Linked DNA regions of Homo sapiens: region 2 is linked to region 1. A link is a contact called in ENCODE Hi-C or POLR2A ChIA-PET data. All regions are on one chromosome and are shown on one strand. The core of a region is the stretch at or near the end of the contact, and the rest is flanking DNA. Distances in the headings are between cores, read along the strand shown. Region 1 holds the start of MYBPC2 (myosin binding protein C2). Region 2 holds the start of CLEC11A (C-type lectin domain containing 11A).

Evidence for each region. A loop is a pair of places that touch in the nucleus more often than their neighbours do. ChIA-PET counts read pairs that join two places held with the same protein, here RNA polymerase II (POLR2A). Pooled maps may share reads with other maps.
Region 2: a pooled map shows a loop between it and region 1 (5-fold over the local background). The contact joins the promoter of CLEC11A here to the promoter of MYBPC2 in region 1. A Hi-C loop is called at or near these places in 5 of 50 pooled maps. POLR2A ChIA-PET finds 5 or more read pairs at or near these places in 2 of 52 experiments (A673 and activated naive CD8-positive, alpha-beta T cell).

What each region holds. Positions count from the first base shown.
Region 1 is chr19:50,429,866-50,436,477 of GRCh38, reverse strand. MYBPC2 (myosin binding protein C2) reads right to left here and starts at 3,586. Exons shown (of 28, transcript NM_004533.4): 1 at 3,506-3,586; 2 at 1,228-1,317; 3 at 616-702; 4 at 318-466. The coding sequence starts at 3,524. It overlaps SPIB (Spi-B transcription factor), which reads right to left. Exons shown (of 6, transcript NM_003121.5): 6 at 5,164-6,612. RefSeq lists enhancers at 1,707-2,207, 3,022-3,780 and silencers at 4,130-4,349, 4,380-4,469.
Region 2 is chr19:50,720,504-50,727,115 of GRCh38, reverse strand. It overlaps CLEC11A (C-type lectin domain containing 11A), which reads right to left and starts at 3,752. Exons shown (of 4, transcript NM_002975.3): 1 at 3,444-3,752; 2 at 3,025-3,211; 3 at 2,515-2,706; 4 at 1,408-2,094. The coding sequence starts at 3,590. The coding sequence ends at 1,649. RefSeq lists silencers at 2,184-2,243, 2,284-2,403.

The DNA of each region.
Region 1 (6,612 bases), core at 2,337-4,836:
CAGCACCTGGTGGCCAGCTCTGTCTCCTCATATCTGACCCATCAGGACTTCTGGGGCCCAGGTCCCTGGCCCCCTCAGGCCTTGCCAGGAATGTACATGACCAAGCCCTAATGCATCCCCACCCAACCCCAGGCATCCTCCCTCTGCTTCACACAACCTCTCCCCAGCAGCCCCGCACAACCTCCATCCTCAGAGGGCCCACTCTCCATCCCGGCTCCAGGCCCACATTGATGCCTCAGGCAACAGGGCTTCTGAGGAGCATGTCCTGCACAAGCTCCACTCCCCTCCACCAGCCCTCTGGCCCACGGGGTCCTCACATTGCTGGCGGAGTTGTGGGACTCCTTGAAGGAGAAGCGGGCGCCACTCTTGCTGCCCAGCTCCAGCCACTTCCCCTTGAACCACTTGATGGTCGGTTTGTCTGGGAGCTCCTTCCCGTTCACCTTGGCCACGACCACTGCGTCCTTCCCTACATGGGGTGAGTGACAGGGTAGAGTGGGAGGAGGCCCAGGAAGGAACATAAGGCTCTCCAGAGGGAGACAGAACGAGACCCTGGCCCCTCCTCCCTCAGACCCAGGAGTCCGGGCCGCAGCCCCTCCTCCCCCGGGTTCCCCTCACCAGTCTCCACTGAGACGGAGTCCGGCTTCTTCAGGAAAACGCCGGTGGGCTCCTCTGCAGTCGGGGACTGGTCCTCGGGTGGGGCTTCTGTTCAGGGGACAGGATTAGGATGAGGAGGTCTGAGATAGGCTGGGGAGGGGACAGTGGGCCGCTTTGGGGAAAGGACTTAGAGACAGTGAGGGCCCCTCTACTCAGAAACCAAACATCATGGGGGTTAAATGGCTTTTCCTGACCTGGGAAAGGCCACCTGTCACCCTCGTGGCTGTGTGACCTTGGCCAGGCTCCCTCACCCCTTTGGGCCTCGGTTTCCTCATCTGTGGACTGGAGGGCACTGAATGTGCCTTTGGGGCGGGAGAGGTTTAGAGAGACCGGGGCCGGACCTGGTGATCAATCAGCCAGCTGACCGGAGCCGATGCCAGCCGAGGGGCTGGGCTCTGCCTGCGGGTGCCAGGGAGCCCCGGGAGGGCTGGGAGCACGGGAGGCGTGGGTCAGCCCTGGGGCTGTGCGGGGACAGATTCAAGGATAGAGGCTGGGGAAAGGCCTGGAGAGGCGTAGCGAGGAGGATGGAGATGAGAAGCCAGGTCGGTTGAGCCCGAGGGAGCACCTCCTCACCTTTGGGGGCCTCTGCAGGAGCCTCCTTAGGGGGAGCCTCCTTGGGGGCTCCTTTGGGGGCATCTTTGCCTTTGGGGGCCTTTTTGGCCGCTGTAAGGTAGGGGACAGTCATAGTTGAGCATGCGGTCTGCACACCCATGCCCCTCCCTCAGACGCAGGAGTCCAGACCCCCCAGCCCCTCCTCCCTCAGACCCAGGAGTCCAGGCCCCCAGCCCCTCCTCCCTCAGACCCAGGAGTCCAGGCCCCCAGCCCCTCCTCCCTCAGACCCAAGAGTCCAGGCCCCCACCCTAGGTATAAATTTATCTCAGATCTGAGAGTCTGTGGGATCGGGTTTCCCTTACCCCCAGCAGGCCCTGCCCCATCCGCCCAGGCCACCACGCCCTGACCTTTTGGGTCCGAGGGTATAATTAGCTCTCCCTCTGGGCTGGAAACTGGACACCTGGTGCTGACCGCAGCATCCTTCCCCTGCCCTGCCTGCTGTTCCTTGCCGGCTGGGTCTGCAGCTACAGTAGGGGCTGGACCCACCCCACAGCCTGCTTGGCCTGATGCCAGCGGACCAGACATCCCAGGAGGGGGTCCGCCCAGCGGTGCATGATTCCTGCGGTGAGTTCCTCATAGAGAGAAAGCCTCATCTCCACAGAAAGTGTTCCCCATTCAAAGAAGGTCCCCAAACCCCGCAAAAAGGACCCCATTCCCTGCATGAAGAAGCCCCGCTAATTCCTACACGGGGAAGCCTCAGTGCCCACAGAAATGAGGCTCCCCCATCCTTAATACAGAGACTTCCCCTGTGACTCCATGCAGATGGGAACCACTAATCTTTATACCCACAATCACCCCATATCCTACAGAGAAGGTCCCTTGGAATCTATTTTTTGTTTTTGTTTCTGTTTTTTCCCAGCAGGGTCTCGCTCCGTCTCCCAGGCTGGAGTGCAGTGGCAAGATTTGGGCTCACTGCAACCTCCGTCTCCTGGGCTCAAGTGATCCTCTCACCTCAGACTCCTGAGTAGCTGGGACTACAGGCACACCCCCACAAGCCCAGCTAATTTAGTATTTTTTGTAGTGACGGGGTTTTGCCATGTTGGCCAGGCTGGCCTTGAACTGCTGGGCTCAGGTGATCCACCCACCTTGGCCTCCCAAGGTGCTGGGACTACAGGTATGAGCCACCGCACTGGGCCATTTTTGTTGTTGCTGTTGCTTGTTTTTTAGAGACGGGGTCTCACTCTGTCACCCAGGCTGGAGTGCAGTGACGTGATCACAGCTCACTGCAGCCTCAACTGCCTCCTAAGTATCTGGGACTACAGGCATGCACCACCACACCTGGCTGATTTTTAATTTTTTGTAGAGACAAGGTCTCGCCATGTTGCCCAGGCTGGTCTTGAACTCCTGGCCTCAAGCAATCCTCCTGCCTCGGTATCCCAGAGTGCTGGGATGACAGGCGTGAGCCCCTGCACCTGGCTCCCTCTGAGTCTTCACTCAGAGAAGTGGCCCAGACCCTGCCCAGAGGATGCCATCCCCGGATGTGGAGAATCCAGTCACATGCAAAGACCTCCCAGTCTGGCCGGGCTCGGCGGCTCATGCCTGTCATCCCAGCACTTTGGGAGGCTGAGGCGGGTGGATCACCTGAGGTTGGGGGTTTGAGACCAGCCTGGTCAACATGGCGAAACCCGTCTCTATTAAAAATACAAAAATAGCCAGGCATGGTGGCGCAGGCCTGTAATCCCAGCTACCCCAGGCAGGAGAATTGTTTGAACTCAGGAGGCGGATGTTGTAGTGAGCCGAGATCGCACCAATGCAGTCCAGCCCCGGGGGCAGAGCGAGACTCCATCTCAAAAAAAAAACCAAAAACCAAAAAACAAAAACAAACAAAAAAACCCAGTCTACACACACAGACCCCCATCCCCATCAAGCAAAAGGAACCCAATTTACAACCAGAGAATCCCATCTCCACCAGAGATGCCCCCCCAATCACTTATAGAAAAAGAAACACCCTCCCTGCTGAGTGAAGGGGATCCCTCACCCCACACAGATATGAGACCCACCCCATCTCATACAAGGAAGGAAACTCCTGTCACAAAGGGAAGGGACCCTCTTCCCCATGCAGAGTCGAGACCCTCACCCTAAACTGATGCGGGAACCCCCATCCCGCACAGCAAAGGGAGCCTCCTCCTCACACAGCGAAGGTTCCTCCTTCTCCCAACCCTACAAACAGAGGGGTCCCAAATCCCCATCCAGAAAAGAAGAGCCCCATCCCCACACAGGGAGGGGGTCCTGGCGCCACCTGGTTTTGCCTCAGGCATGTCGGGGGACCTCCTCCTGCTCCTCTGACCGCAGCCGCGTCCCGCTAGGCCCTAGGGAGGACAGGTGGGCCCCTAAGGGGAGCCTTTTAATGAGTCCTGAGACTCCCAGAAGGCTCCGGGAGACATCAGACCACAGGGCCGCCCCACATTCCGCCCGCATGTTCTAAAGGGCGAGAAATAACAGCTGGACCTAGGGAGATGGCTGAGAGCCAGGTCCCCAGGGAGGAGGGGCTGGGGCTCGGACACCTGGGTCTGAGGGAGGAGGGGGCTGGGGCTCGGACTCCAGAATCTCAGGGAGGAGGGGACTGGGTGCTTGGACCCCTGAGTCTGGGAGCAGAAGCAACTGGGGTCCCAGATTCTTGGGTTCCCTAGAAAGGACGAGCGCCTGGACGCCTGGGTCCCGGGAGAAGGAAGAGGAAGAGACTGAGGGTCTCAAGGGGGTAAGGGCTGCGGGCCAGAGCTCTGGCATGAAGCAGGGAGGGGAGGGACAGGGTCTAGGAAGCCATTCTTAGCATCTGCAAGTCAGGAGTTTTCGGGAAACCGGAGCCGGGAGGGAGGGTCCGGTTTCCTAGCGTAGGCAGGACGGCGGCGGGGGGAGGAGGTCCCTGCGCCTCCGGGGAGGGCGCCGCGGCTCTGGGACTCCGGAGTTTCGCGCCCCGGGCGTGGGCAAACCCAAAGAGCTGGGGCCCCGGCCATCTGGGACCCCGGACTGGCCGCCGCCCCTCCTGGGACCGCTCCCCGCGACTCTTCCCGGAGCGGGCACGGCAGGCACCGGACGCGGGTAGGGGGTGGGCGTCCCCGGTGGGGGCGGGTGGGAGGCTGGGAAGGCCCTGGAGGGCTGCCCGGACGTTGGCGCCCTTCCCGGCAGGGGGACCTGTGACTTTCTGAATGGGGTGGCTCTGGACGCGGCGGGGAGCCGAGGGGGCGGGGCCTGGGGAGGGGCGGGGCTTGGGGACACCAGGTGTTGTGGGGAGGAAGGAGGGAAAGGGTGTTGGGGACTTAGGGTTAAGGCTGGGGGACTGCCTGGCTAGTAACGCAGCGTGAGGGACCCGGTGTGAGGAAAACAAGTCCCTCCGCTTTTTTTTCCTGTTCATCTTCCCCCTCCTCCTTTTCCAAAACCCCCTACGAGCCGGAAATTTCTCCGCCTCCGGGGAGCGTCCAGCCAATCCGGCGTCAGTTCCATGTGATGTCACGGGTTGCCAGGCAGACTGCCACTGCGCTCCCGCGAGCCCCGCTAAGTTGGGGAGGGGCCCAGGCCTGCAGTGCCGCGGCCACCTGAAGCCTCGCGTCCCTCGCTGCCAGCCCGAGGGCTCAATTCAGAGGGAAGGGGACAGACACCCAGACGGAAGGGGAAGCGGGGAGGAGGTGGAGAACTTCAGTTGGCAGGAATAGAGGAAGACATAAACGGAACCCTCTGTGCCTGCGCGTCAAGCCTCTTATTTCTCGGCATTAAGGTTCAGATAGGTTTTGCTGTATGGTGTCTTTGTGATTTGTTTGTTTGTTTTTGAGACAGGGTCTCGCCGTGTCTGGAGTGCAGGGGCACGATCACGGCTCACTGCAGCCTCAACTTCCTGTGCTCAAGTGACCCTCCCACCTCAGTAGTTCGGAGTAGCTGGAATTACAGGCATACGCCACCACACCCCGCTAATTTTTTATTTTTTTTGTAGACGGGTGGGAAGGGGATCTCACTATCTTGCCCAGGCTGGTTTCAAACTCCTGTACTCAAGCGATCCTCCTGCCTTGGCCCCCCAAAGTGTTGGGATTACAGAGCCACCGCGCCAGCATATAATTCTCTCTTTGAACTCCTCTCATCATCACCCGTGATGTCACGGTGTCTCTGAGAGCCAGCGGCCTCAGTGGAGGGGCAGGATTGCAGTCCCTGACAAAAGGTCCCAGGAGGTTTGTCTACGTCGATGCATCTTATTTTATTCCACATTTAGGGTGACAATGATAGCTTTTGTAAAAAGTACCTTCCCCGTTGCAGGGGGCCCTGGGGAGGACGTTTTACCTGCCCTTCCTCCCTCCCCCTTCCCACTCATTCTCTTAAGGGCAGGTCCCAGCCTGGGCTCTGCCATCAGCTGCTGTGTGCCTCCACATGGACTTCTCGTGTCTCTAGGTCATTGGCATTCCTTCCTCCTCCTCCTCCTGGGAGTGGGGTGGATTTCAGGCGGTGTCAAAGGCTCAACGGGGCTGCAACAGTTTTTTTTTTTTGAGACGGAGTTTCGCTCTTGTCGCCCAGGCTGGTGTGCAGTGGTGTGATCTCAGCTCACTACAACCTCCGCCTCCCAGGTTCAAGCGATTCTCCTGCCTCAGCCTCCCAAGTAGCTGGGAGTACAGGCACATGCCACCACGCCCAGCTAATTTTGTATTTTTAGTAGAGAAGGGGCTTCACTATGTTGGTCAGGCTGGTCTTGAACTCCTACCTCAGGTGATCCACCTGCATCGGCCTCCCAAAGTGCTGGGATTACAGGCGTGAGCCACCGCACTGGGCTGGAAAGTCTTTTTGAGATCTTCCTCCTCCTTCTCTCCCTTTTTCACAGAAGGGACAAACTAAGGTTGGGAAGCAGCAAGTCATGCACCCTAGATCCACCTGCCCACCCAGGCTCAAGGACCTCTGGCCTCTTGGCCCGCAGCCTTTGACTCCCTGGGGGTCCCAACCAGGGCTCCATAGTCCACCCAGGCTTCAGTTCCAGCTGGGTTTATACAGTGGTCTAAAGCCAACAGGCTTGAGAAGCTGCTAGGGTGAGATAGCCAGGGATGGCAGCGACTGGGGCAGATTGGAGAACAAATGCCTCATTAGGAAAGGCTACTGTCCTGTTCCAGCTCCCCACCCCCCACCGAAAACTGGCCGACTCTCTCCAGACCGTCCAAAGTTTTAAGTGAAGGCAGAAATCTGGATTATGCAAAGTCTCCCTATTTTGAATGGTCTGCTGTTTTTGTTGTTTTTATTTTCAGACGGAGTCTCGCTCTGTCCCCCAGGCTGGAGTGCAGTGGCACAATCTAGGCTCACTGCAACCTCTGCCTCCCACGTTCAAGCGATTCTCTTGCCTCAGCCTCCCGAGTAGCTGGGACTACAGGCACGTGCCAC
Region 2 (6,612 bases), core at 2,503-5,002, 290 kb before region 1:
ACTCCAGGCCACACCCCCACTCTCCTATTCTGTATTCCTCTGGGGATGTGGGGCTGAGAAATGTCTCCTGAAGGGAGAAGGGTGGGTGATCTCCCCTCTATCCAAGCTGACAGTGATGGCTTGCTCCTCCCATGTGTGGATCCAATGGTCACCCTTTAGGCAGTGGTGCAATGGCTGAAGGAAGGGAAGGGGCAGAGTGGTAAGGACAGACAGGGTCACATCCCCATTCCTAGGCTCCCTGATGTCAGGGTCACGCCCATGATGCCAACCTTGGGGGAGGTACTAGGGTGATTTCCAAAGAGCCTCTCCTCTAGACAGAGCTGGCCACTATGCTGAGGCCCCGGCTGGCGGACTCCTGGGTGTCTTCACTGCCCCCAGGGAGTAAAGGTATGAAAAATGGTGAGGGAGAGCCAGGCACTGTGGCTCATGCCTGTATTCCCAGCCCTTTGGGAGGCCCAGGAGGGCAGATTGCTTGAGCTCAGGAGTTCAAGACCAGCCTGAGCAACGTGGCGAAAACCAACCTCTATAAAAAAATACAAAAATTAGCCAGGTGTGGTGGGGCGTGCCTGTAGTCCCAGCTACTTGGGGGGCTAAGGTGGGAGGACTGCTTGAACCCAGAAGATTGAGGCTGCAGTAAGCCATGATTGTACCACTGCACTCCAGCCTGGGCGAAAGAGCAAGACCGTGTCTCAAAAAAGGAAAAAAAAAGGTGAGGACGGAAGGTAGTGTGTGGCTCAAGTTCAGCCACCACCAAATGCACACTGTCCTGGTCTCACCTGAACATCCCAAGAGCCGCACAAAGTAGGAGGGATTGTGCCCACGTTCAGATGAAAAACCCGAGGCTCACAGAGGGGAAGGGACTGGCTCCTGGCCTCACTGGCAGGAAGCAGAGGAGGGAAAATTGGGAGGAAGTCTAAGCTTCAGGGTTGGGTGAGTCCTTAAGTCCATGTCTCAATATATCATCCCAACAAGTCCATGAAACCATATCATCTGGGGAAACAAATTGGACACGCCACTTAAACAAATTAAACGGGCTCTTTCCTGCCGGACTTGTCAGAGCCTTTAGCCCCTTCACGTTTCCCAAATCTCTTTGACCAGGACCAAGACCAAGGCCTGGGACAACTGGCAGGCCCTGGGTCCCAAAGGCCGAGAGAGAGGGCACGATGGAGGTGAAGGTGTCTACAGCGTTTGTACGCGTGTACTCCGGCCATCTGTGCACAGAACAGATGACCGTGTGTACATATGCACCTGTGTTTCTCCATCACTCCATCTGGGGCTCAAATGACATCTGTAAAAAGCAGAACAGGCATCCAAAGGCCAGGACACGCGCCCAAAGACCAGGGTCTGGCCCTTCCCGGCTTCCCCTGCAGGAGATAAAGTCCAAGACTGCCTTCACTGCCCCTCAAGTCAGATTCCACAAGGATTTATTGGCACCGGACCTAGCCTGGTGCCCGCCCCTTCAAGGAAAGACACTAACAAGGAGGAGTGCCGGCACCGCAAGAGCCCTCCCAGAAGCGCCCAGACTGGGGGTCGGGGAGGACGCTGCCATTCGTGGCCAGGAAGGGAAGGGAGATTCCGGAGGAGGGTGGGCACGGCGCAGGGAAAGGCCGGGTGGTGGGATGGGCAGGGAGGCGGGGTACCGGCCCCGCTAGAAGGGGAACTCGCAGACGTAGTAGAGACGCCGCTGGCAGTCGTGGTCCCACCAGGAGCCGTCGTCAGAGGCCTGCGCCACGCAGTTCTCGAGCGTGCCACCGTTGGGCTGGTCCGGGCTGAGCGGATGCGGCGAGGCGCTGGGCTGGGCGCCGAGCTCGGGGCGGGGTGAGCGATGCCAGGCGAAGAAGGACACGCGCTGGCCGTTTTCGAAGAGGTAGAGGCCCTCGGCGCGCCGATCGTGCACGCCCAGCCACACGGGCCAGTTGTAGGGAGCGAGCGCCGCGCGCAGGTACCGAGTGAGCGCCTCCATCTGCTGGCGGTCTGCCGGCTGCGCCAGGCTCCCGCCCCGCGCCGTGCACCGCGCCTGCGCCGCCGCCTGAGCTTCGAAGTCGCGCGAGAGCAGGAAGCACTTGTGGCCCAGGCGCAGCCCCTTCAGGCAGCCTGTGGGCGGGGCCGGGTAGAGAAGGAGGCGGGGTCATGCATTCAGAGTCTGGAAGGGGGCGAGGACAAAACATCCGGGGGTGGAGGGAGGCGGGGCCAGGAACTCATGGGGAGGGCTGGGAGGAGGCGTGGTCAGAACCGCGGGAGCCAGGAGGTGGAGAGTCTGGTCCGCCAGGGGCGGGGCCAGGCGGTGGGAGCTGGACTGTAGGGGGCGTGGTGCTGCCCCAGTCGGGTCCGCGCGGGTCTGGAGTGCCCACCCGCTCCCTGCATTCAGCCTCCCAGCTCTCTAACCCCGTCCGCTAGCACACAGCAGCTCTCCCGAACTCTCCCGCCCCGGACACCTAGGGTCACCTTCTCAACCAGTCCCATTCCTGGCCCAGATAGTCTCATTTTTTTCCACCCCGCGCGCCGCGGACTCACCCTCCAAGCGGCCGTGCTCGCGCTCGGCGCGACCCTGCGCCTCCTGCAGGGCTTGCACGGCATCGCGGGTGTCGCCTGCCGCGTTCCGCAGCTGCCGCAGCCCCTGGGTCAGCTCGACCACGCGGGTGTCCAACGCGTGCAGACGGACGTGCAGCTGGTGCAGGCCTGCGTCCAGGCCGGCCAGGCGGCCCACTGCGGACAGACAGGGATCATGCTGGAGGGGGAGCCTGGAGATGCAGCGGGGGGCCTGAGGACCTGGAGAACTGGGATCTAGGGCTCCTGAGGGCGGGGTGGCGGTGGGGGGGGCACCCCGGACTCCTGGAAGGTAGGGTCGAGTGGCCCAGGCCTTTAGGAGGCATGGCCGTGGACCTGGGGCTCCTAGGGGTGTGGGGGCTCTGGGCTGGGCAATGGACAACTGAAAGGCCACTTGGCAGTGAACCGACCCTTCATTTTTGCGAAAGTGACCGCGGCGGCCTAGGAGTTTGGGGGTGAGGGCTTCTGGTTACTCACGGATGTAAGTGACGATGTCCTCAGGGGTGGGAGAGGGGCTGGGGCCGGAGGATGGGGTTGGCGTTGCTTCCTCCTCCTCTTCCTCCCCCTGGTCCTCCTCCATCTCCCAGTCCTCTTTTCCCTCAACAGTTCCGGCAGGATTCTCATCCCCCCTCCCAGCAGGCAGTCCTAGGGCTTCCTGCAGATGCTGGGGCAGGGGAGGGGTGGTGAGCCCCAGCCTGCCACCAAGATGCCCCATTCACCCCTTTCCAACTCATAACTCATTCTCTGCTGCCTGAGTCCTGTCTCTGAGCCCATCACCCTCCCACTCCTCTGAGACTATCCCAATCGCTCCTCATTGTCCATTTCCCTAACCTTGCAATACCCCCTCCCAGACCCACAGTTCACCACCCATAGCTCCCTGACACTCCAGAGCTCACCTTCAGCATCAGGGCCTCCCTCTCCCGCTCCTCCTCCTGGGCACCTCCCCAGCCTCCCTCCCACTCCCTCTCTGCTCCCCGAGCCCCATGGCCAAAGCCCAAGAGCTGGGGGACCACCAAAGCCCCCAAAAGCCAGGCTGCCTGCATTAAGCTGGACTCTTGGCACCCAAAGTTCCAGATGTCTGGATGTCTGGGGTGGGAGGGGTGGCCTCTGGGAACTGCCGAGTGCCCCTGCCCTGTGTGCAGGTCACTAGCCCCCAGGTTCCCGATTCTCCCAGCTTCTCTCTTCCTGTTCCTCTCCTCGTCTCTGTCCGGTCCGTTGGTCTCCTCTGCTTCTCTGTGTGTGTCTCTCCCCGCCCCTCTTGGCTCCCCGGAGGCCCTGCCTCTGTGGCCGGAAACCTCCAACGTTCCAAAGCCTAGATCCCGCCTTGGGTCTCCTCGCACACCCTCCTCTTTCCACTTTCCAGAGCTCGCTTCCGCCCTGCTCTTTCCTTCTGCTGTAGCCCAAAGATCAGATAATCAGGAAGAGGATGGAGCTGGCTCTCCAAGGAATCTTGGAAAACACAGGCCCCGGCCTCAGCCCAGGAACCCGCTCAGAACCATCTCGGCAGTGGTGGGATGCTGGGACCGAGCACTGCTCCCTTCTTCCCTGCCTGGCCATTCCTAAGGAGGGGCAGACCTCAGGGTCTCGCTGAGGTTGTTATTACCCTGTGGCCACCATCGCCTGCACACTCAATGGAGGAGACTCCAGGGCCCCTCCTGCCCCCTAGATTGCCCATCCTACCCTCCAAGCCCTTGTCTGGAGATCCAAGTGAGTGTGTGTGGGGGCAGGGTGACACATGTGAAGAGCACGCGTGTGACTGTGTGCATGACCCTGGAAGACGGGGCTCGGGGATTAATTGGCCACTTTACTAGAAGCCTCCTGCAGGCCAGGCTGTGGGCTGGGTGATGCTGGGGACTCCAGCTGCTTGCAGACCAGCAGCCAGATAGCTCCGGGGATGAGGGGGCTGGAGATGGGAGAGGGTGAGGAGTCTGGCGGAGCAGTCAGGGAAGGTTTCTCCAGGAGGTGAAATCGACAGACGCTAGGTTGTGTGCTCAAGGAGCTCTGAGCATTCAGCAAGCCACCTCATTTCAGCCTGGACCACTGCAGTCTCGCCCTCCCCCTCCTTCCTCCTGAGCCCCTCCAATCCCGGCTGCTTGCCGCAGCCAAAGCAATCCTTCCAAACCATAAATCAGATCACATCACTCCCCACTCCCCTGCTCCCCCACCTTCCCATCATAAGCAGGAGGGAAGCCAAGCCCGGGCCTCAGTCCTCAGCGCAGCCTACCATGCTGGGGGCTGGGAAGGAAGAACCCTTTGCACCTCTGCAGCCTCATCACCCCCATTCCCTTCACCCACCCCCAGCCTCCACCTTCCCTGGCCTCTTGGCTCATCCCCAAATACTAAGCTGATTACAACCTCAGAGCATTTGCACTAGCCCTTTCCTCCTTCTAGAAGCCTCTTTCCCCAGCTCCTTCTCATCATCGAGGTCTCAGCTCCAGGAGGTCTTCCCCAACCACCTTATCTATTCCGCAAGTTACTTTATTAAAATGCCCCATTTCATCTTTTTGGTATAATCAAGACTGGCATGATCTTGTTTGTTTATGTCTGTTCCCTGCCAATGAAAGCAGGGATTTTTATGCACTGATGCATCTCCTAGCACAAGGCCTACCTAGCACATAGTAGGTGTTCAATCAACCTGTTGAGTGGGCGAGAGGGTAGCCGTTCCTGGTGGGGTCAAAGGCCTGGAAGCTTCACCTCTTTGGTTTGCTGGCACCCAAGTTCCCAGGGTGGTGGTGGCAGGGTAGGTAGAGGTGGTGAGGGCAGTGGGAGAGAGGCTTGGAGGCAAGGAAGAACAATGCCATGCCATGCCCCTCTATGTCAGGCCCATGAGTCATGCAGGGCTTTTCCCGCCCAGGCCTGGCTGGTGGTGCCAACAAGCATGGGGCACACCAGCCAAGGATCACTGGGCCTGCTCTTCAAAGGAGGAGACCGAGGCTCTGAAACAGCATAGCCTGCTGGAGGTCACCAGTGTGGCGGCAGCTAGCCAAGGTTTCTGGCTCCAAGAGCAGGGCATCTGCCCTCGGCTGCCGGGAGCCCCAGGAGGGGCCTTGGAAATCAGTGCCTCCAGCCTTCCGTTTTCCAAGAAATCCTGGTACATCGAGGGCACTGTGACCTTGGGCAGACTGCTCCCTGCCTCAGAGCCTGGGCCTCTCAGGTGCCCATCGGGAACCTGGGGCCCCTCACCAGGAGCTACAGACCTCAAGAAATAATGCGTATGTGGGGAAAGGCCTTGTAAAGTGTGCAGGGGTGCACAGCCTCTCTGGCTGCTGGAGCCAACATGGGCAGCTGTGCTTTCCCCGGGCCCAGCTGCTCACCACCTGGGCTAGTGGGTACGCATCAAGATAGAGGCCTCCCCAGGCTGAGCAGGCACCTCCTCCAGCTCATACTCGGGTACCCCGGAGAGCCTGCAGCTGGAGGGGAACCCAGAAGCTGCCTAGAACTGCCCCCTGCAGGCCCTGGAGGTGCTGTTGGAGCTGGGAGAATGAGGAAGCCTGGGCTAAGGGGACACTCACCACTCACTGCTGCCCTGTGGGATCTGCTCTGTCCCTGTGGGTGCGTCCCAGGCATGAATGAGCTGTCTGCCTGCAGCTGGCTGCATATGCGTGCCTACACAGACATGTGCAAACTCTGAGGAGACGGTTGGGTGTGTCTGTGTGTGATGAATAAGGATATGCAACTATGAGGGGATATGCCCAGTAGTGCACCATAGTTGTCAAGTGAGGACTTTGGAGCCAGCCTACCTGTTCCTGATCCTTGTTACCACCTCCTTACAGCTGGATGACCTTGGGCAAGTTACTTAGCCTCTCTGTTCCTTGGTTTCCCCCTCTGGAAAATGGGGATGGCGAAAGTCCCTGAGCCTGGCACACAGAAAGTGCTCCAGGAATGTCAGCAGTAACTATCCTGGAGGGGAAGGATGGCACGGTGTTGGGCATGTAAACGGGTGAGTGCGAGCCAGTGCAATGGACAGCACGGTGGGTGGGTGTGATGGGAAGGCGTGCACACGTCTCTACAGTGCTGTAACTCCGTTTTGGTGTTGAGAGATCTGGGCATGCATACCGGGGTGAA